Regions from separate parts of the Mus musculus genome. Here region 1 is linked to region 2. The links are chromatin loops, found by intact Hi-C in ENCODE. Cell type or tissue: left cerebral cortex. All regions are shown on one strand. Links, peaks and the distances in the headings refer to the core of each region. The heading gives the core; the rest is flanking DNA.

What was found. A loop is a pair of places that touch in the nucleus more often than their neighbours do. Peaks named below come from ENCODE experiments on the same cell type or tissue, not always from the same donor. Only the 100,000 strongest peaks of a DNase experiment are listed, where the experiment ranks them.
Region 1: it touches region 2 in a loop (4-fold over the local background); 1 of 42 quality-filtered maps calls a loop at or near these places.

What each region holds. Positions count from the first base shown.
Region 1 is chr9:27,196,296-27,206,141 of GRCm38, reverse strand. No RefSeq gene overlaps it. Among named protein-coding and RNA genes, the nearest start is that of Jam3, 46 kb to the right of the region's middle. In left cerebral cortex, for the core only: no CTCF peak of the experiment used is centred there; DNase peaks (open chromatin) are centred at 2,771 and 4,469; H3K27ac peaks cover 3,109 bases.
Region 2 is chr9:27,145,317-27,156,619 of GRCm38, reverse strand. It overlaps Jam3 (junction adhesion molecule 3), which reads left to right and starts at 1,199. Exons shown (of 9, transcript NM_023277.4): 1 at 1,199-1,329. The coding sequence starts at 1,254. It overlaps LOC115487155 (a long non-coding RNA gene), which reads left to right and starts at 8,034. Exons shown (of 2, transcript XR_003948113.1): 1 at 8,034-9,109. In left cerebral cortex, for the core only: a CTCF peak has its summit at 6,004 (motif pointing right); DNase peaks (open chromatin) are centred at 6,550 and 7,381; H3K4me3 peaks cover 1,078 bases; H3K27ac peaks cover 4,316 bases.

The DNA of each region.
Region 1 (9,846 bases), core at 1,849-6,848, 51 kb before region 2:
CTCTGAAGACCTGTGCTCAGTATGGCCTCTTCTAGGATGGAAGCAACTAAAGACCCTGCCCCAGTCTCTCAGCTGTGGTCTCAGAGACATTAACACCAGAACAGAATCCCTCCCTCCCAACAATGCCCTATAAACTAGGCATTTCATTCTCATTTTACAGGCTAATGGAGCCAGGGCTTGGTGACTTTCCATCTGTTCCTGAAACCTGGGTGTTGTAGGAATCATTTAATCCCAATCCAGGTTTCTACTCCACCTTTGACCATTTAGTTCCTGGATAAAAGACACATGCAACCTTTATATTTACAATAAGCCTTACTCAACACAAGATCTGGGCAGTTATCTACTCTCTGTGCTGTTAGAGTCTACTTTCCTATCAGTAGTCCTGAGTTATCACTTACTATGTTTCAGCTGCTCTTAACTCCGATTGGCCAGCCCTCAGAACCATATTCTCTTGAACTCACTTAACCCATGGAGGTTTCTCCTTCCTCCTCCATCTTCTTCACCTCGTGCTTCTCCTCCTCCAACCTCAAGCCTGGGAAACCTAAACCCCACCTGTATCTGTTATGCCCAGTCACTGGCTGTTGGCATTTTATTTACCAATCAGAAATCATTTGGGTCTACGTGAAGACTCTAGGTCTTGAGAACCCTTACTTAGCTTAGATAGACAGCAAGACCAAACCTCAACACCTGGGTACCCTTAACTAGCATCTCCACTCCTTCTGCTGCACATGTCTGTGACCCATCCTCGCCCCATCTCCTGATGGTACATCTCAAGGAAGACCCTATCCTCTCACATTATTATTGGAAAATTACTACTAGAGAAAGTGTCCTGTGTGGTTTCTTATGGGGTTTTTTGGGGGGCGGGGAGAGGTGTTGTTCAATGCTGGGGATCAAATCCAGGGCCTTGGGCATCCTAGATAAATGTTCTACCATTGAGCTGCATCTCCAACCAGAAGGGGCCTTTCTTTCACTCTGCACCCCCAAAGCTTCCCAGCATAAGAAACATGGCTTCTTTAACAACATCCTCTGGATCACTCACCTCCTCCTTCAGGCAGCCTTCCTCTTTCAGGAGCAGGTGAGTCAGGTGGGAGAGCAGAGCCTCCAGCCAGCATCAGTCCTGAGTCAGCTCTAGCCCCCAGGACTCTTCCTTCATCACTTAGTCATTTTCAGTTATGACTTCTGACTAGGCCCTCAGTCATTTGTAGCATCGCCTCCCTAATCTGACCCTTACCTCCTACCAACAGGCAGCTGACTATGCTGTGCTTCCCAGAGCCCCAAAAACGTACCCTGGCAGCTAAGTGACTCAAGAATAAGGGCCCATCCTCTTCCCCCTCACCGTCTGCTCTCAGCACCATGAGTCTTCTGGGGGCAAAGAGAGAAGAGAACAAAATTCCCTCCTTATAGCAGCCTCTTGAAAACCATGAAGCCCTCCATTAGCTGATTGGATAATACCTGTTGTGCTTCTTCTCAGCAGTGACTAATAAAGCTTTTCTCCATTCACTAATTACTCAGCCTCCTAGAGATGGCAGCCATGCCCCCTCAGTGTGGTCTATGATACCTCTTGGAGGGGGGTCCCAAGGCTTTACCCACTCTCCTGCCCTTTCCCCCGGCCTTCCATTTACACCTGCCTCCCTTCCACTGCTGGCAATGAAGTCTGGGGTCCAGCTGCCTCTGTGGAATTCCTAAGCATCTTCATTCTGGCTTCTAGCCCAGGCACATGGGTACCCAAAGGCGCCATGCCATCTGTCTGCCTCCGGGGTACCACACTGGGATCTCTGCCTTCAGCCACCAGCTGAGGGTATGGCATGAACAGGGATCCCAGTGGCCAGATAGTGAGTAGATGTCTGTAGTATGGTACTGTTCACAAAAGACTTCCCTGAGTGGCTAGTGATTACAGTAAAATCACCCTCTGAAGAAACGTCTTACCGCCGCCCCTGGACTTTGGACAGTGTGGACAGTACATGTAAGAGAGAGCTCACTTCATAGTGCCAGGTGCACATTACCTGGCAGCCAGGGGACAAACAACAAAACATTGACAGGGGCTGTTGGGAGCAAGACACTCCATTCTTCCCCCTCCCAGAGGTTCACATCTGGGAAAGCAATGGATGGTAGGGACCCTGTGGACAGGAACAGCCTCCAGGGTAGTGAGTCACATGCTCTATCCTTCATATGCTAGTTTCTTTCCTAAGCATTACCCGAAGCCTGCTGTCAGCCAAGCCCAAGATCGTTCTGCAGAGCACATCTTTGCAATTAAGGTTCTTACCTACCAGGGACCTTTGTCATATGTTAGAATCTGAAAAAAAAATTACAAATAGTTTTTTGATCAAAAAAAAAAAAAATCCACACATAGCCAGATCTACAAGAATGCTCTTAGAAACTCAGGGTAATAATCAGCCCACGAAGGGCCCCTCTGAGTGCCCGCTGATGAGCCTCTTCTCCATATAATCAGGACGCATCCTTAAAATTTTAGTGTGGCTAAGACTGCCACATCTCTTTCCCTTTCCCTTTCCTCTCCAGCTTTGTACTAGTCACACACACACACACACACACACACACACACACACACACACACACACAAACACACACACACACCATACCCCCACCTTGCTTCTCTAGATACTGCCCCTGGCCAGTGCAGAAGCTGTAGCACTGGTTGCGATGGCAATGGGGATAGCTGTTGCTAAGACAGCCAGGAGGCCAGGGTGGGAGAAAAGAGTGGGCAGCCCAGCAGGGCAGCATAGCACACCCCCCTCTCCCTCCATGCATGTCTGAGAGCCTTAGGCCCTGGAAACGGTGTTCCCAGCTGGCTGCCATGGCAACAGCAGGCTTGGGAAGCTATTCATCTCAGGCTGGACAGGTTCCCCAGCCTGCTCTTGTGCTTTCTTTTCCCTAAGTGGCTAATTGAGGTGTGAAAGGGTCTGTTGTGAATTGGTAATGGGGCACTAAGGGCAAAGGGTTGGCACTGAGCAGATCCCCCAGGGAGCTGAAAGGCCAGGGGTGGGACTTGAACCAGCTCCCGAACAGAAGTCTCCAACTGCTGGAGAAACAGCCCCAAACAAAGAGATGCCCATTTTTCTGCCTGAGACCACTGCCTGGAACCTCCATGTCCTTACCCAAGAGCCCTGACTCCAGGTAAGCATGCAGCCAAGGTGACACCCAGTTACTTCTAGCACAGCTATTAAGAAAACACAGTGGTTAGGGATTCATGCTCAGATGTAGGAGAGGGGTTGTCAGGGTGAGAGGTGGGACCAAGTGGGTAGACCACAGGCTAAAATCTGTTGCACTAAGGAGGAGATGAAGGTAGAGGCTCCTGAAGCAGGTTAAGGCCTTACTGGGATCCTAAGACCAAGACTTCACTGGTGTGTCTGTGTGGTTTAGCACTGATTTCTTTCGAAAGCATTGCCTTTGTTGGCTTTACTGAGTAGTGATTAAACATTGTGCCTATCCCAATTTAATCCTCAAAGCTGGGGGGCGGGGGGCGTCTGTGTAAGTGTGTGTGTATGCTGCCAGAACCTGAATGCACGTGTGTTAAACTCAGGACTTTTCACATGCTAAGTATGTGTTCTACTGCTCAATTACAACCCCAGCCCCAAAGTAAACCTTGAAGTGAAGTAGCATTCTCTTTATTTATAGAGAAGGAAGCTGAGACCTGGAAAGGCGAACCACTTCCCAAAGACCCTACAGTCACAAGGAAGTAAAGCTCACATCTAAGCTTGCATCTGTCTGCTCACAAATCCCCCTCTCACTGATGTGCCAACAGATATTCAACACAGATGAATGTGGTCTTCTTTGTCTCCTGAATAAAACACGCATCTGAGAAGAGGGCTTAGGTCCAGGGACTCGGTGCCTCTCTAGCTGAAACACTGCTCTCACAACCATAGTCCAACATCTTCTGGTTGGGAAGTTCTTTCAAGTGCTCATCTGTGGCCCCTGTGTCCTAGTGGTCTGATAGTGACTTCAGGAGACAATCACAAGGGAGAAAGAAGTCCCTTAGTATAACACACTGAATTCTTCAGAAGGAGAGTTCCAGGAAGTTGCCTGCTCAATCACGCATCCTAGGGAAGGCAGGCAGAGAGCTGGGCCTGGCTGAGATCATGGAAAAGAACAGAGCTGGCCTTTCATAGTTCAGGGAATCCTGACATGTTTGTTTAACCTTCACAATAACACCAAGCCACAAGGTTGATAGCATTAACATCCTTCACAGTGGGATGTCGGGTAACTTGAATGTGCAACCATAAAGGATTTATACCCAAACTTATACCAAACTCCAGAAGCTGCACCCTTTCTGCTCTATCCTCTGTCCTCCCCGACCTTGGCTGCTCCTTGTGGTCTGTTAAAAGTCAGAAATCCCCCATTTCAGCTTCGAAGCTTGGACTCTAAGCAGTACACCTTCTTCCTCAGGGCCCCCTCGCCCACACAACAGATGGCGGCTTTCATCCTCTGGCTATTTTTATTTCTCTTTTCCCATTCTTCTTACCCTTCTGGCTCAGTCCAAGCAGGAGAGCAGGAGACAGAGCCAGAAGCCAGAATAGGCCTCTCAGCCTAGCTCCCTCTCCTCTCATATGCACAGAGGGAAACGGAAGGCGGGTTTCTTCACAGTCTTGAGTCCTGAAGGAGGTAGTCATCATGCATGGGGACTGATTATAGGATGTCTGTCTCCATCTTGCTCTGGATGCAAGCTAGGGCCATTAACTTTCTTCTCTGATTTGTGTACGTCAAGGTTTTTAATTGCTGCCATGGAATACCACAACTAAAGCAACTTGGGAAGGAGAGGGTTTATTTAGCTTATGTTTCCACATCACAGTTCATCATCAAAGGAATTCAGGACAGGAGCTCAAACAGAGCAGGAACCTAGAGACAGGAACTGATGAAGAGGCTATGGAGGAGTCCTGCTTACTGGATTATTCCCCAGGGCTTGCTTAGCCTGCTTTTATTATAGAACCCAGTCCAGTTATGGCACCACCAACTATGGGCTGGACCATCCCCCATTAGTCACTGATTAAGAAAGCGCCCTCTAGGTGTGTGGCAGTTTGAATATGATTGGCCCATGGGAAGTGGCACTTTTAGGAAGTGTGGTCTTATTGGAGGAAATGTAGCCTTGTTAGGAGAAGTGTGTCACTGTAAAGGCAGGGCTTTGAGGTCTCACATACATACTCATGTCTAGCCAGTGTGATCCAGAGTCTCCTGGCTACCTTCAAATCAAGATATAGAACTCTCAGCTCCTCCAGCACCATGTCTGCCTGAACCAGGCCATGCTTCCAGTAATGATGATAATGGACTGAACATTTGAAACTGTGAGCCAGCCCCAGTTAAATATTTTCTTCTACTAGAGTTGACCTTGGTCATATCGTCCCTTCACAGCAATGAAACCCTGACTGAAAGTCTGATCTTACAGGGGCATCTTCTCAATTGAGATTACCTCCTCTCAGTGACTCTAGCCTGTGTCAAGTTGACATAAACTAATCAACACAGGGAACGTGTTCACACCTGCAGCCACTGTCTGGACCACAGGAAAGAGAAAATGAGGGAAACATTATCTATGACATTTTTTTTTGTTCTCTGGGGCAGACTTACTCAGCTCAGGATAGCCTTTTGTCTCCAGGCAGGAAGTAGACTTGCAAACTCAGCCTAGTTCATAGGCCCAGGTCTCTCTTTAGGATCAATCTTAAGACATAATTTGTAGTCTTTGGAAGGGCTTGGGGTTAGAAATCAAGATTCTCATTCTGGTCCTAGATCTGTCACTGACACTGGCAAACAGTATGACCTTGGGACTTGTTTCATCTTCGTAGTAATTGGACTAACTAACTCAATGTAACATTTTAAGACAGAGACATCCAGGATTGCCAGGGCTATACAGAGAAACCTTGTCTCAGGGACATGATCTCTGCAGTGCCTTAATTCTCTTCCAAACCTCCTTGCCTTCAGCCAACTCTGCCTTCCACCCCTCCATCTGATGGTCCTATCCCCTCCAGACACTGCCAAGGCAGAAGGAACACAAAGCCAAGGTTCTGTTAGTATTAGGACTTCTTTTCTCTGTAGACAGGGAGTCAGATTTAAACTGTGCCCCAATCAGTACCAAAGCACAGATGCTCTGATCGCCTTCACAATGGATGTAAAAAACAGCTCATCTCTTATTCCCCTTTCTCTTTGTTCCTGCTCTCTCCCAATCACTCAGTCAAGCAGTACGTATTAAGAGATTCTGTCTGCAAGGCACCATGAAGATGTGTAAACCAAAATGACAAGGTTCTTGTCCAAAGGGAACTTAAAAATCCCACGAGGATGTAACATAGATGGGGCATTAAAAGCAGAAAAGGATGAAGGGTCCTTCTAATGCCTTTAGTGTTTTAACATTTCTTTTACCCACATTGGTTGTTTATTTTACAGTGCCAACCTGTTTTGGGGTATCTGCCTTCCACCTCCTTATCCATGGAACAAGCCAAGCTACTCTAAGACTCTGGATCCTTCCTGCAGACACCCATCCATGCCCCGCCTAGCCAGTGCCTCACCTTCATACCCTGATATGCCAATCATGCTCAGCATCTCTGTAGCCCATACAAGGGTCTGAAGGCTGTGACACAGATGATGGTTCTCTTCGCGGATAGAGTTGCAGAACTGGAAACCTGCTTTCCTCGGCTCCCAAGGCTCAGAGGCTTCGCAGTGTTTCCTGTTCCTTAATTTTTCTCCGAATCCCTCATTAAGCCTCATAGAGAGCAAGTTCGGCTCACTGCCTCTTTTGGTCCTGACACCTGAACACTCATATCTGCTCCATCCATAATAACTTCTCTAGAGCTCTTCACAGCGTGAGAGGCCTTACACTTTCAGTTTCTCATCTAATCTTTCCAGCAAAGCTGTGAGATAGGATTATTATATTCTTTCTTGACAGCTAAGAATGAGGGGCTCATAGAGATTTCATGAATGGTCCAAGACCTCACGGGGATGGGGGATGGGGCGGCTGAGACCTACATTTTTCCTCTCCTGCACAATCTTCAACAAGAAATTAAAGGGAAGTTCTGTTTCTCCCAGTATAGTCATTGCTCCCCTAAAAAGTCACAACACCCACTCCCTTGGGCTTGCTAAAACATCTGGGAGGTTTCAACCTATGCTCTCATCTGTCTCTTACACAATTCACAGCATAGCTAAGCAGGGCAGCCCATGCAGCAATCACAGTACTGGAGAGGTGGCTGCAGGACGATCAGAAATACAAAGGAAGTTCTGGCTACACAGCAAATTCAAGCCTAGCCCTGGCTACATTTGAGACCTTGTCCCAAAAGAACTGAAACAAGGGCCAGAGAGATGACTCTGTGGTTAAGAGCACTTGCTGTTCTTACGGGGGTTGAGTTTCCAGCGCCCACATGGCAGTTCACAACCATCTATAACTCAAATTCTAAGGGTCTAACACTATCTTTGGCCTCTACAGGTATGTGGTAAATAAACATATATTCTTATATGCATATACACAGACAAAGCACTCATACAGTAAAGTAAGTCTCCAAAAAAAAGGTTCTAAGCTATATTTTAATTTAAACAATAAACTATAACAATAAATAGACAACTACACATAAAATGAAAAGAAACCCAAAGAATTTTCCCTGCATATAGGTCTGTGTACCATGTGTGTGCAGTACCACAGCCAGAATAGGGCATTGTAGTCCCTGGAACTGGAGTCGTGGATGGTTGTTAGCCATCATTTGAGTGCTAGGAATCAAAGCCAAGGTCTCTGGAAAAATATCCAGTGCTCTCAACCATTGAATCGTCTCTTAAACAAGTCTTTAAAAGGAAAAGGATATGAGTTGCTTAAGAAACTGGAAAAATAAATAAAAAACAAATAACAAAGTTCACAGAGCTCAGACAAGAACACAAGAGTACCAGAATGACAGTTTAAATACAGGGCACTTGCACCATGAGATATTACCCAGTAATTGAGGAAAATAAAATGATGAAATTTGCAGGTAAATGGGTAGAACTGGAAGCTATCCTCCTGCATGATGCAACCCAGACACAGAAAGACAAATACTGTGTGGTTTTGCTCAGGTATGAACGTTAGCTTTGAATCTTAGGATGTGCACATTTCATTTGGAATACCCATAAAGGTTAGGATACTACTAAGGGACCATGGAAGGGAATCCTTCAAGAGAGGGAAGACAGAAGACAGTGCTGTAAAGGTGGAAAGGAGAATAAGAAATCAGGAAAGGTTAAAGGGCATGGAGGACAAGAAGATGGTAGAGGAGAGACTATGAAGAGCAGTAACTAACACTAAAGACTTTTCAAACAGTTGTATGGAAATCTACTACTGTAGACATTGTATTCAATATGCATATATAAATATAAAGAATTTAAATGGAATTACCCTATAATGAGAGCAAGGAACCATAGCCTTACTAGATACTCCATGCTAGCAAATTAAAACTCCAATACTAGAAATAGGTTACCTCTTTTTGAGCTGTTGATCAGTAGGGCGTCATAAGCCCCCAAACATTACAGGCTACTGTCACTGCTCTTGGTTACCCTCCAGAACTTGATGGTGAGACTCTATTGCTGAAGACACCACATACTTGCATCAAAGATGCAGAGAAACAAAATTGGCACTAAACTGGAAGCTTCTCCCCACTGACTGGCTTCCACAGTGCTGGAATGTACTGCGCGTGCGACCAGAGGTGATCAGTAATCCTCAGTTTCACTGAGCTGTGAACCCTGCGAGCTACAGCAACAACTACCCTGGCAAGACCACCTACTGCTGCTGCAGTGGCATGAATGTTAATGGGAGTAACTAAACATTTCATGACTCAATTTATGGGCTACTCCATGGCGTGGAACCTGTGCCTGGCGCCATGACCGGGTCTAAGAACCTGAGGCTAGACATGTCATAGGCCCAGGGAAGAACCTAGTACTATTATTCTGATACATGGACATATTATTAAAAATGATTTTTTAAAAAGTACTTATTTATTTTATGTCTATGAGTACACTGTTACTGTCTTCAGACACACCAGAAGAGGGCATCAGATCCCATTACAGATGGTTGTGAGCCACCATGTAGTTGCTGGGAATTGAACACAGGACCTCTGGAAGAGCAGCCAGTGCTCCAAACTGCTGAGTCATCTCTCCAACTCCATAAAAATGACCCTTAGTGATTTATCATTACTCACTGATTAGTGCATCTCTCTACCCTCATCAGAGATGCTTCCTTGTCCAGTACTGCAGAGACCCACAAATTACCAACATGTAAATAATAAGAAACTGGAGTGCCATGCTACTGGGGACAAGGGCATGGCCATGGGTGTGGCTCTCCTCTGTTGATGGCTTCTGGCATGGCTGCAACTGGAGAAAGACTCCCTGGGTCAGGAGGGCTGGCAACTAGGAATTTGACCATGCTCCACTGAGTATATGGACAATACAAAATGGACCTGCCTTTTCCTTTTTGGGAGGGGGACAGAGGAGGAGGGGAGACATGGGAACATGGAAGGTGAGCACTATCAGGATACAAAATGTGAGATTCCCAAATCAATTTAAAAAGGAAAAAAAGAAACTGGAGTTCTCAGCCCTAAATGGGACATATATATCATGTTCCATAGATAGATAGATAGATAGATAGATAGATAGATAGATAGATAGATAGATAGTCATATATATATGAGAGGTAGGGTGCATCTGAGGCGATTTGGCAGAGGTACTAAGATGACCCAAATACATTCTTCATTTTTTTAAAGAAAAATTATTTCATTTTTATGTATGAATGAGTAGACTATGTGCTCTTAACCTGTGAGCCATCTCTTCAGTCCCCCAAAATACTTTCCCAAATAATTAATAAAAATATAATTTTTCTTAAAATAAACAAAGAGACTACAA
Region 2 (11,303 bases), core at 3,403-8,402:
ATGTACTCCTGTACTCATACAAAGGTGATGATGGTGATGGTGATGATGATAAAATAACGAACCCTTTTTAAAATGAAAAAGAAGGCTGGGGAGATGGCTCAGCAGTTAAGAACACTTGCTGCTATTCCAGAGGACCCAAGTTCAGTTCTCAGCACCCACACCAGGCATACTATTTGTTAACTCTGCGCCTCTGGCCTCTCAGGGAACCCACACTTATTTTCACACATCTCACATGCAGATATACACACATACATATTGTTAAATTTATAAAAAATTTAAAGAATCCAGACATGGTAGTGCTTGCCTTTAATACTAACTCTTGGAAGCAGACAAAATTGGGCTTATGTGAGTTTGAGGCTAGCCTGGTCTATTTAGCCTTCAAGTTCCAGGGTGGCCAGGTCTATATAAGTAAAACTGTCAAAAAAAAAAAAAAAGTAAAAAATTCAATGGCAAGAATTACCCCTGTATTGTGTAGGATAAACTGTTGGGGATACCAGTATCCTTTAGCTCTACCATAGAAATGAATTATCCTTCTACATCAACTTATTGCATTTATGTACTTGGCGTATCTTGCTAATATTTATGCAGATTTCAGCATTTTCTCCTTTCATTACTTTTGGAATCAGGACCTCTATAGGTGTGAAAATACTGTTTCAAAAATTGTCATGATTTTATTTGTAAAATAACACACATTTCCTTAAAAATGATTTATTTTATTTCATGTGTATGAGTGTTGTGCTTGCATGTTTAGTGCCACACACCACAAGCATGTTTAGTGCCGTCAGAGGTCAGAAGAGGGCGTCAGATCGCCTGGAACTGGAGTTACAGGTGGTTGTGAACCACAATATGGGTGCTGGGAATGGAATCTGGGTCCTTGTAAGAGCAACAGGTGCTCTTCACTGCTGAGCCATCTCTCCAGCCCCATCATTCCCTAAATCTTAATGGAGTAATCCTTCTTAGATCTGTAGCGATAATCTACAGTTTCATAAATCTACCCCGCCTCCCTCCCAGACACGCTTTTTAATTCTCTTCCCGCTAAGTTCATCGACAGAGGTAGCACCTGGAAGCACTGAGCATCTTTGCATCCATAGCAACCAGACTTGAGCTTTCTCGGTCACTATGGTGCCGGCTCGGCCGAGGCCGCGTGGTCGCTATGGAAACTGGAGGCGGGTCGCAGGGTCCAAGCAGGCTGGGCGCATGCGCACGAGGCCGGTTCTCCGCTCCGAGCCTGAGCCCCTCACATTCCCCTCGACATGGCGCTGAGCCGGCGGCTGCGACTTCGACTGTACGCGCGGCTGCCTGACTTCTTCCTGCTGCTGCTCTTCAGGGGTGAGTTGACGCTTCAGTGCCGCTAGGAAGTGTGTGGTCTGTGCCGATGGGGACAGAGCGGCCCGGGCCGCGGTGGAATAGCGGTTTCGGCTCCCACGACTCCAGGTCCGGCCGAGAAGCTGAGGGGTGGCCTCTGCGGGAGCGTGGCGGGCGAGGCTCCGTGAGCGGTCGGGTCGGGTCCGGTCTCGGGCAGACCCGCGTGGATGCGGCTGGTCCCGTACAGGGACACGGCCCTCTAGAAGGACCGTGGCAGATGCCTCACGGGCTCTAAAACTTGCTGGAGGAAACACCCCATCAGCAAGCAGTGTGGTACCCAGAAGTCGTGGAGGACAAGCGGCTTGGGAAGCTCCAGAGGCCTGTCCTCCCAGGAGCTGCTAGGGTCAACAAAGAAGCTGAACTGGGCAAGGCCAGCCAGCCTTGTGCGGAGATGGGGACTGCACAGGGATGAGCATCTTTGTTGCAGCGTGGTGGAGGAGACCCTGACTCCCAAATAGCATCTGGATCATTTGATCCCGACACACTGCTAAACTTGAAAGTTTTGCTCATTTCTTTCCAGTGGAATTCCTGGGAGACAGTATCTCCCTGGTCGGTTGGGCGAAAAGCACTGTAAAGTTTACTTTGCAGTTACTTTCCATAAATACCACAGGGCACTTCGAAGCTATTATCTCAGTCCTTAAAACAGCTCAGTGAAGTGGGTTTGTGAACCCATTTTTAGAGGCGAATATTAGTCTTCTTTAAAAAAATTTTTTTCATTAAGAACTGACGGCCAAACAAGTAGTGGCAAACTTAAGGTTTCATAAGGCACCACTCCTTCTTCAGAAGGTAACCCAACCCGGACCACTCCTCAACCCTTGGTTTGTTCCTTGGCTTTGCTGACGCCTACGATGTTCTCCAGAGTATACAAATTAATACACCAAAGCACTGTTGGGAGTGGGGGGTGGTCAGGCAAGAAGACAAAGCGCTTTTGTGTTTGACGCTTATTCTAGTGGGGTGCTCAGGGTGGTGGTAGAAAACAGGGGCTCTGGTGCAGAAGTGTTGGAAACAGGCTTCTGTAGCAAGGATGAGGCTTAGCATACATTTTTTTTTTTACCATATATTTTGCTTGATTTTAAATTTTAAAGCCAAATGCAGTTGGGAGATAGAGCTGACCCGAGGCTAGCCAGGGGACAGGAGTGTCAGCAATGTCCAACTCCCACTGTGCTGGTGCCACTGGCACGTACTATTCACAGACTAGAACAACTCCCTATTGTTGGAGAGATTCCCTCACATGAAATTCTGCAGTTTTTATTGGAGAAAATATTTTGCAGTTGACTTGAGGGATGAATTTCTTCATGATGATTTGTTAGTAGAAGTAGAGACGGCTAAGGGCTCCATAGACTCTTGTCTCAGATGCTGCCCCTCAGGCGGGGTTTAAGTTGGTGGGTTTCTTGGTATTGAGGGATGGGATTTACTTCCATTCCATAGGAATTACAGTAGATATTTGTAATCTAGGATTGAAGGCAAGATGAGGTGCCAGCTGTAGCTAGCTTGCTTGCTTTCTTTCTTTCTTTCTTTTTTTTTTTTTTCCCCGAGACAGGGTTTTTCTGTGTAGTCCTGGCTGTCCTGGAACTCACTCTGTAGACCAGGCTGGCCTTGAACTCAGAGATCTGCCTGCTTCTGCCTCCCAAGTGCTGGGATTAAAGGCGTGCGCTAGCACTGCCCGGCTGTAGCTTTCTTGTTAAAGGAAGGAATTTCCTATTATATAGTTTTTACCTTACGTCTACCTTAAAGCTGGAGAGGTACTCAGTGAATACAAAGGAGTACTGTGGCAGAGGACCCAAGTTCTGTTCACAGCACCAACTTGATGGCTCAACCAGCACACAGCTTGAGCCTCGGGGTATCTGACACACTTCTCTGAGCTCTGTGGGCGCTCAAATTCATACATGCATGTGGGCCCTTCACACAGAAGTAAATGTAAAATTAGCCTTTAAAGACGTGTCATCTTCATAGGGGACAGCTGTGCCTTCTTAATTTTTAGGATTACACTTTTCACTTGGTATCTCTGTGTACCATTTTCATTTAAAAATGCTAGCTCCTGCCTTCCTGCCTGCTGTGACTCATGTTTGTAACCCCAGTGCTCTGCAGGCTGAGGCAGGAGGATCACTGAGCTCCAAGGCATTCCGGGATCCACAGTGAGTTCCAGGTTACCCTGGGGTAGCATGAGACAGCAAAAACTTACAAATTCTAATTTGTATGTGGTGACACATGCCTATAATCCCAGGCCTTGAGGGGCAGAGAGAGGCAGGGGGATCACTGCCAGTTCTTCAAGTCCAGCCTAGGCTACATGGCAAATTCAAGGCATGCCAGGGCTACCCAGAGACCATATTCCAAAAATTAAAAAAGATAATTCCTAACATAGTAAACATTCCATGTGATTGCCCTTCCTGGGCTGTATTATGAGACCTTAGTGTGAATTATTTCATTTAATTTTGATAACTTAAGACTGTGTTATTATTTTTCCTGACTTGTGTATGAAGAAACCAGCATGCAGAGGTCAGGCTCTGGAGGCGGTACCTCAGGCACGGAAAACCTGGAAGTCTCTAGTCTGTGGCAGCTCAGTCTTTGGCTACTTGTTTATTGTGTCTGACAGTGGACATTCTTATTATGGATCAGTTTAGTAAAATGATCACACATTCAAAGACATACTGTTTGTATGTGTATAATATTCCTTTGTGAGGTGGATGGCTGGTCCGATTCAGCCTTACAGATGTTAGGCCGCGTCCCCTTTTTGAGTGATTATGTAGCAAGTCAGTAACTTTCCAGAACTTTCGGTGTACCAGAGAACAGACTTTATTTAGAACCAGAACAACAGTTTGCAGTCTTGAAGACAGTTTCTTCTGTTTACTTAGACTCCTGAGACATGTTTTATAATGTCCTACATTGATTGATTGCTTGATTGAACTCAGGGCCTTGAACATATAGCTCCTGCCTTTTTATGGCATTTTATTTCCTTTTGATCACTTGATTGTCACAGTCATTTTCAGGGTTGTATGTGCCCTTTAAGAAAAACAGAGGACAGCTGATCCCAAAACATGAAATACTTGGAAGGAACCACTGCTCATCTTCAAATGACTTGTTTATGGTCAGGCTACAGGCTGAGGAGACTGAGTGGATAGTTGGTAGGGATCTTAGTCATTAAATAATTGCAGTGTTAAACTCAGTAGTCACAGAGCTCCATCTCCTAAAGTTTAGTGGAAGGTGCTCTCCAGGCAGCCCCCAAGGGATAGCCCTAAGTCCATTTTCTGAAAGGCAGCGGATGCACAAGCATGCTTTCTGATTGTACGTTGTAATAGAAGACTCCACGGACATACTGCACCCACCTTGCAGCTGTTAGGGATGCGGTATTAACAAATTCCTTCTTCGTAAATCCTTTGAATTCTTCTAAAGCACAAGTGGGGTAAAAGAGAAGAAAATATGTGTGAGAGTGGGTTAGAGCACGCAGTTGGCTGATCCTGGTGATGGGAAGCAGATTCTATAGCCTCTCTCAAGGTGTTTCCAATCAGGTCTGTGTGCGTGTGTGTGTGTGATGGCATTTGGGCTGAGTGCACATTTTAAATCTTTGCACATGCCTCTGAAGTCTAGCACTGTATACATATATCTGCACTGGCATATGAAGAGATCTGGAAACTAAGTTGAGTAAGCAGATTCTTTTACACTCAGGCTAGCAAGGACACTGTCCACTGAATGGCAGCCTAAAGCATTAGCTTACTGCCTCTTTGCTGCTTGCCATGATGCACAGAAATCTACCTGTTTCCGATGTCCCAGGAGGCAGAGGTTTTTCCGGTTGCTGTGTTTTGGTTTTCTTGCTTCTCTATGATATTGATTATGTGCCCTGTATTGCCTCTCACCGCCCCCACCACCACTGTGCGTAGCAGGATTTGCGATGCTGCTTTGCTTTTCAATCTATAAGGAAGATTCTTCGCTTAGGTCTTTTTGCTTTTTCTTTTAAAAGTTTATTTTTCAAATAAATGTTTTATTTTATGATGTCTTAATTAACGTTTTGGTTGCTGTGCCCAAACACCATGACCAAGGCAACGTATAAAAGAAAACACTTAACCTGGGGCTCACAGTTCTGGAGGGTTAAAGTCCGTAACCATCATGGTGGGGCGCATGGCAGCAGGCAGGTGTGCCTGGCACTGGAGCAGTAACTGAGAGCTTATATCTTAATCTGTAAGAAGGAGGGAGGAAGAAAAGAGAAGGAAAGAGCTAATTGGGAATGACATGGGCTTTTGAAACCTCAAAGCCCATCTCCAGTGACACACCTCCTCCAACCAGGCCACACGTCCCCATCCTTCCCAAACAGCTTGACCAACTGGGAACCAAGCATTCAAATGTATGAGCCATAGGGGCCATTCGCACTCAAACCAGCACACATATGTACTGGGGTTTTGCCTGCATGTTTATCTGTGCTCCATGTGTGTGGAGTGCCCAAGGAGGCCAGAAGAAGGCATCAGCTTCTCTGAGACTGAGGTTACAGATGCTTGTGAGCTGCCAGGTAAGTATTGGGAATCAAACTCAAGTCTTCTGGAAGAAAACCAGTGCCCTTAACCACTGAACTATTCAGTCCCCATAACTTTATTTGCATGAATACGTACTTGTTTGTCTGTATGTGTACTGTATGTATGCACACGCCCAGAGAGGCCAGAAGAGGGTGTTAGATCCCCCAGAGCTGGAATTAACAGATGGCTTGGAGTTACCTCTGTGTAGGGGCTGGGCCCAGAACTGGGTCCTCTGCAAGGGTAGCAAATGCCCTTAAATGCTGAGCTCTTTCCAGCCTTTATGTCTTTCATCTGTCGAGTATCCCAGTCTACGCTGGTTTACTTTGTTTCTACAATTATTGTTAAAGTCAAATTCTGCCAGTCATATCGTCTGTTGTGTCTGGTAACTTCAACTCACAGTCATCTTTCCTGTCTGAATAATCATAATCGTAGTAATCATTCCAACCAGCGTGTTAGCATGTCTCCTCCATTATGTCAGGTACTGTTCACCACAGCACGGGCACACAATGAGTAAGAAGCCTAGCCTTGAAGAGCCAGTATGCGTGTATGACCACTCACACTGGGCTTTTGGCCGTTGGTGTGAGGACAGTTAGCAGTGATGTTAAAGAAGAAACTGACCCAGGACAGAGATGGCTCTAGTAAGTCTTGCCTGTCGTCTGTCTGTGTCACTTGAAAGCCAGTTAACATTTTTAACCACTCTGCGTGGCTAGGCATTTTTAGTAGATCTTATTTTAGTTCAGCGGCTGCAGGAACGACAGGGTAGTCTCAGTTTTTACTGTAGTAGTTGTCGTGGAAGGAAATGGTATTTTCTGTCATCTACTCTGTGTAGCTGCAAAGTTAAGAGGAAAAATGTGGAGAAATGTTTATCAGGCGCTTTAAAGGACACAGGCTGCGACTACTACAATTTGTGATTACAGTTATGTAAAACACCAGGGGAAAATGTAGAGATCATTGATAGGTTGTTTCTAAACAGCAGTGCCCTGGGCTGCTCGCTCTTGGCTTTGTGCCTTCCCTTCCTCATCCTTTTGCTTTATTTTTGAAGTCTTTAATGAGTTTTGTTCTTTTTTATATAGATATATAATTTTTTAAAAGTTGTGTTTTGTTTTGATTTCTCATAGTTACAGTACTGGGATTTTAGATTTGACATTAGTAAAGGGAAAACCTGATTTGTTTAATACAAGTAGCCTCTGCCTTTATCTAGTTTCTTCACAGCAGCACCGAATTGGATGAAGGAGGAATGTCCCTGGAGTTCAGTTGTTTGCTCATGTATTCTTTGTGACACATTTCAGCGATTAATTGCCATTGGCTTTGGGTAGGAGAACAGCTGTGGCGTCAACAAATGGTTAAGGGGGACTGAAGTACCTGCCCTGCCCCCATCATTAGGGACAAACAAAAGAGCCCGAGTGATTGCCTGGCTTGCTGTTGCTGCACTTTGAGCACTGCCCTGTGCCAGCCGCTGAGCTCCCGGGCTGGGATGGGGAGTAGGGGGATGGGACTAGGGCTTGGGGGAGGGAATGATTCTCTAAGGTGATGAGAGTAAGGAGGGCAGGTTGCTTTCATGGGAAGCAGAAAGTTACCCGACCGTGTGCCCATCGCCCGTGTGCCTGTCATTTGTTCCTGCCCAGTGGACATCCCTGTCTTTAGAATGAGGTGCAACCTCGCAGCTGTCCTCAAGCTTATGGTGGATGGAGCCGACCCTCAGACAGCTGCTTCTCTTTCTTTGGCCACCACGGTTTAATTAAAGCACTTCTGTGTTTGTTTTGTTCTTTCTTTTGCTAACAAATAACAGTCTGGGCTTATGTAGCTCAGGCTTGCCTGGAACTCAGTCTGTGCCTCTCTCTGTCTCTGTCTCTCTCTGCCTCTATCCCCCCCTCTCTCCCCAACCCCTCTGTGTGTGTGTGTGTGTGTGTGTGTGCGCGCGCGTGTAATTGCTTTCTCTTATTTTTTGAGACATGGCCTCTCACTGAACCGAGGACTGGTCAGAGTCTACTTGGCAGAGTGGACAGCAAGCCCCAGGGGGCTTCCTGTCACTACCTGTCCATTGCTGGGATTGCAGCTTGTGCTGTGTTGCCTGGGTTCTGAGGGAGCCTCTCAGGCCGTCATGCTTGCATGGCCTTACTGAGCGATTCTTCTGCCTCAGCTGTTGGCGCACGGTTACAGGTATGTGACACCACACTTGGCTTCCTACTGACCACATAAGTGCAGGTTTAGGTGAGTAGAGATGTGGGAAGAGAGAACAGTGGAGGGAAAGTGTAGACAGGGATGTGCTTGGAGTGTGTTAGTGTTTGCTGAGACTCTGGGTTATCAGGATTGATAACAGCTGTTGAATGCTGTGTGCTGGGCACTGTATGGATTGTACCAGATAAGATAGTGAGTTCAGACTACTATAGCGTAATTTCATAAGCCAGTGCCTTACACCATAGACAGCTGTGTCTCACTGCTTTGTCGTCTTAAATGTCTGAGAGCAAGGTTGCTAGCATGTCCATTCCCTAGTGAGACCTTCTTCCTGGCTCGTGGATGGCTACTGTCTTTTCATAGGCTGGAGGAGCGAGAGCGTGACGTCTCTTCTAGCAGCCATGATCCTGTGATGGCATCCTGCCCTCATGACCTAAGCCTAGTTACTTTTTAAAGCCTGCACCTAATACCATCTAATTAGGGATTACCGTTACAACATAGGCTTTAGGAGGACACGAACTTGAGCTACCTTAATTAGTCGCAGCTCATTGTGATTTGCCAGTACTGAATTTGTAGATATGGAATCTGAGGCCTGGCCCAAGGTCACAATAAACAAAAGAGCCATACCCAAAGTGGGACATCTATAGTGCTCTCTCCAAAGCAGTGGACAGATCACCTAGCAAGTATTAATAGTCTTAGTAATGTTCTGTAGAATGGGTATCCTGGTTCTAGACTGGGCTTGGTTTGTATTCTGGACTCTCCTTTTAGCTGTGGACAGTCTGTTCAAGACACCCAGTCGATTCCTAAACCTGGGCAGAACAGAACCCTGTGTTGTGGGATGTTTCCTGAACACAAGCTGTAAACATCATGCCTTTTCCCTCTTAAGAGTGCCATGTCATGTACTATGTCTGAGAGTTATGCAGTTTTTGGACAAAGAAGTACAATTAATGTCTTTTTCCTTCACACTAGTTAGAAGATACTTCGAATGACTTCTTTTTCTTTGCCATCAAGTCAAGAATGTTCAGCTTTTCACTGAAGAGCCCCACTGTGCAGCTCCTCGGTGCCAGGTCTGAATTGCCAGAGTTGGGACTGCTGAGTAAAATAAGGGTTACATGGATACAGTCTGTAGTGATGGTTGACCCATTGGCCAGACGCCTCCTGAAGTGAACAGTGAGCCGTCATGCATGTGGTGTAGGCATGATGGGTAAGGGGGCGATCCGTATCTCAGGTAGGATGAGCAGGACAGCATAAGTTTTTATCTCAGCAGAGTGCCATACGGTTTCTAACTTAGGAACTTCAGCTTTTGGAGTTTTCATTTGCTATTCCAGGATGCAGCTGACCTCAGGTAACTAAAACTGCGATGAGGGAGGTGCCTGTGTCTACAAAACTGTACCTAAGTTAATGTTCTTCAAGTGCATAGCTACTGGACACATTATTTTAGGTTGTTAGTCCTTTTGTCTTAGAACTTAGAGAGAGAGGATGAGGAAAAGACAGTGTATGCTCGGTGCCCTCTGGTTGTGAAGTTGATAGAGTTGGGCTGGAGAGATGACTCAGCTGTTAAAGGCTGGGCTCACAACCAAAAATGTAAGAGAAGTTTAGAGTTGTATCCATTGCCTCCTCTATATTGCTAATCTCTTCCCTAGCTACATTAAAGGTTGTTTTTCTCCTTTCCCCTTCTTTTTTTTTTTTTTTTTTTTTTTTTTTTGGTGGGGTGTGGGGAGAAGGGAGGTGCATTTTGAAAAGTTTCTGTAGTGTGTCACTAAGATGAGTTTCTTTTTAGTTTTCTACTTAGATTTTATAGATTATATATCTATTTTTTCCTGTGTATTAAGTATTTAAATAGTCATCTTTTTTTTTTCCTTATCCTTTCAACTTGGGGCTCTGACTGCATGTATTCAGTTCCTGTGTTCTCCAAGACGGTTGTTTTTTTCCCTCTCATACTGTTATATTCTTGGCTGTGTAAGCTATTCTGAATTCTGCAACCGGCTATTTCTGCTTCCAGCCTTTTCTGTTATTGAACCAATGCCTGGAGGACTTTCCCCTACTGATTATTATGTTCATTTCTGAAATATTACTTGGTTCCTTTTTTTTTTAAGATTTATTTACTTATTGTATGTAAGTACACTCTAGCTGTCTTCTGACACACCAGAAGAGGGCATCAGATCTCATTATGGATGGTTGTGAGCCACCATGTGGTTGCTGGGATTTGAACTCAGGACCTTTGGAAGAGCAGTCAGTGCTCAACCACTGAGCCACCTCTCCAGTCTCTACTTGGTTCTTTTGGAATGTTTTCTTTAAGTTTTTAGTCTTTGAAAGACTTGAGGCTCTGCGTCTATAATCAGCCCTGGTATTCAGGACACTGACCCGGGAGGGACTTGAGTGTGAGCCCAGTTTGGGCTGCAGGTTATAGCTCGTCCTTTGGCTACTTTGTGGGTTCTTCTTCCTTCTACCCTTCTGCACCCTTTTTCCACCTTTTTCACCTCCTCATCCTAGATATGAGAAATAATGGATAGAGAGGAAAGGGGGAGCATTATTGGAGCATTATTATCTTGCTGCTGATTAGGGCCTTCAGGTTCCTTGGTGCAAGTTTGATCTTCCTTGCTGTCAGAATATCTAATTTCGTCTTCTTTTTTCTTTTGCATACAACTATTCAATAAACTTGGACCAACAACAACCAATCAAAAAAAATCCACCACCAACTCGGGGGCCCTAGCATTTTTATATCCTCTGAAAAGTCCCCAGAACTCCACATTTGTGGCAAAATCTCAGAAACTGCCTGCAGCTGGCAAAATCACGCCTCTGCTAGAGCACGAGGCAAATCATAGCTGCAGTGAACAGACTGAAGCAGCCTCATATCCCACACCTGGGATTCAAATTCTTACATAACATTTCCACGTTTTTTAAAGACACCAAAATTCTAAAGTTGTCACTACAATAGGTTGAAATCCTGGCTCATTCAACATGCAAACAAATGTTTAACATTTATGCACAGTTAAAAATTATAGCTTCCATGGGCTGGTGAGATGGCTCAGCAGGTAAGAGCACCGGACTGCTCTTCCGAAGGTCCAGAGTTCAAATCACAGCAACTACATGGTGGCTCACAACCATCCGTAACGAGATCTGACTCCCTCTTCTGGAATGTCAGAAGACAGCTACAGTGTACTTACATATAATAAATAAATAAATAAATCTTTAAAAAAAAATTATAGCTTCCATATTTGACATTCCAACTATCCAAAGTCTTAGGCATCTAAAGCTAAT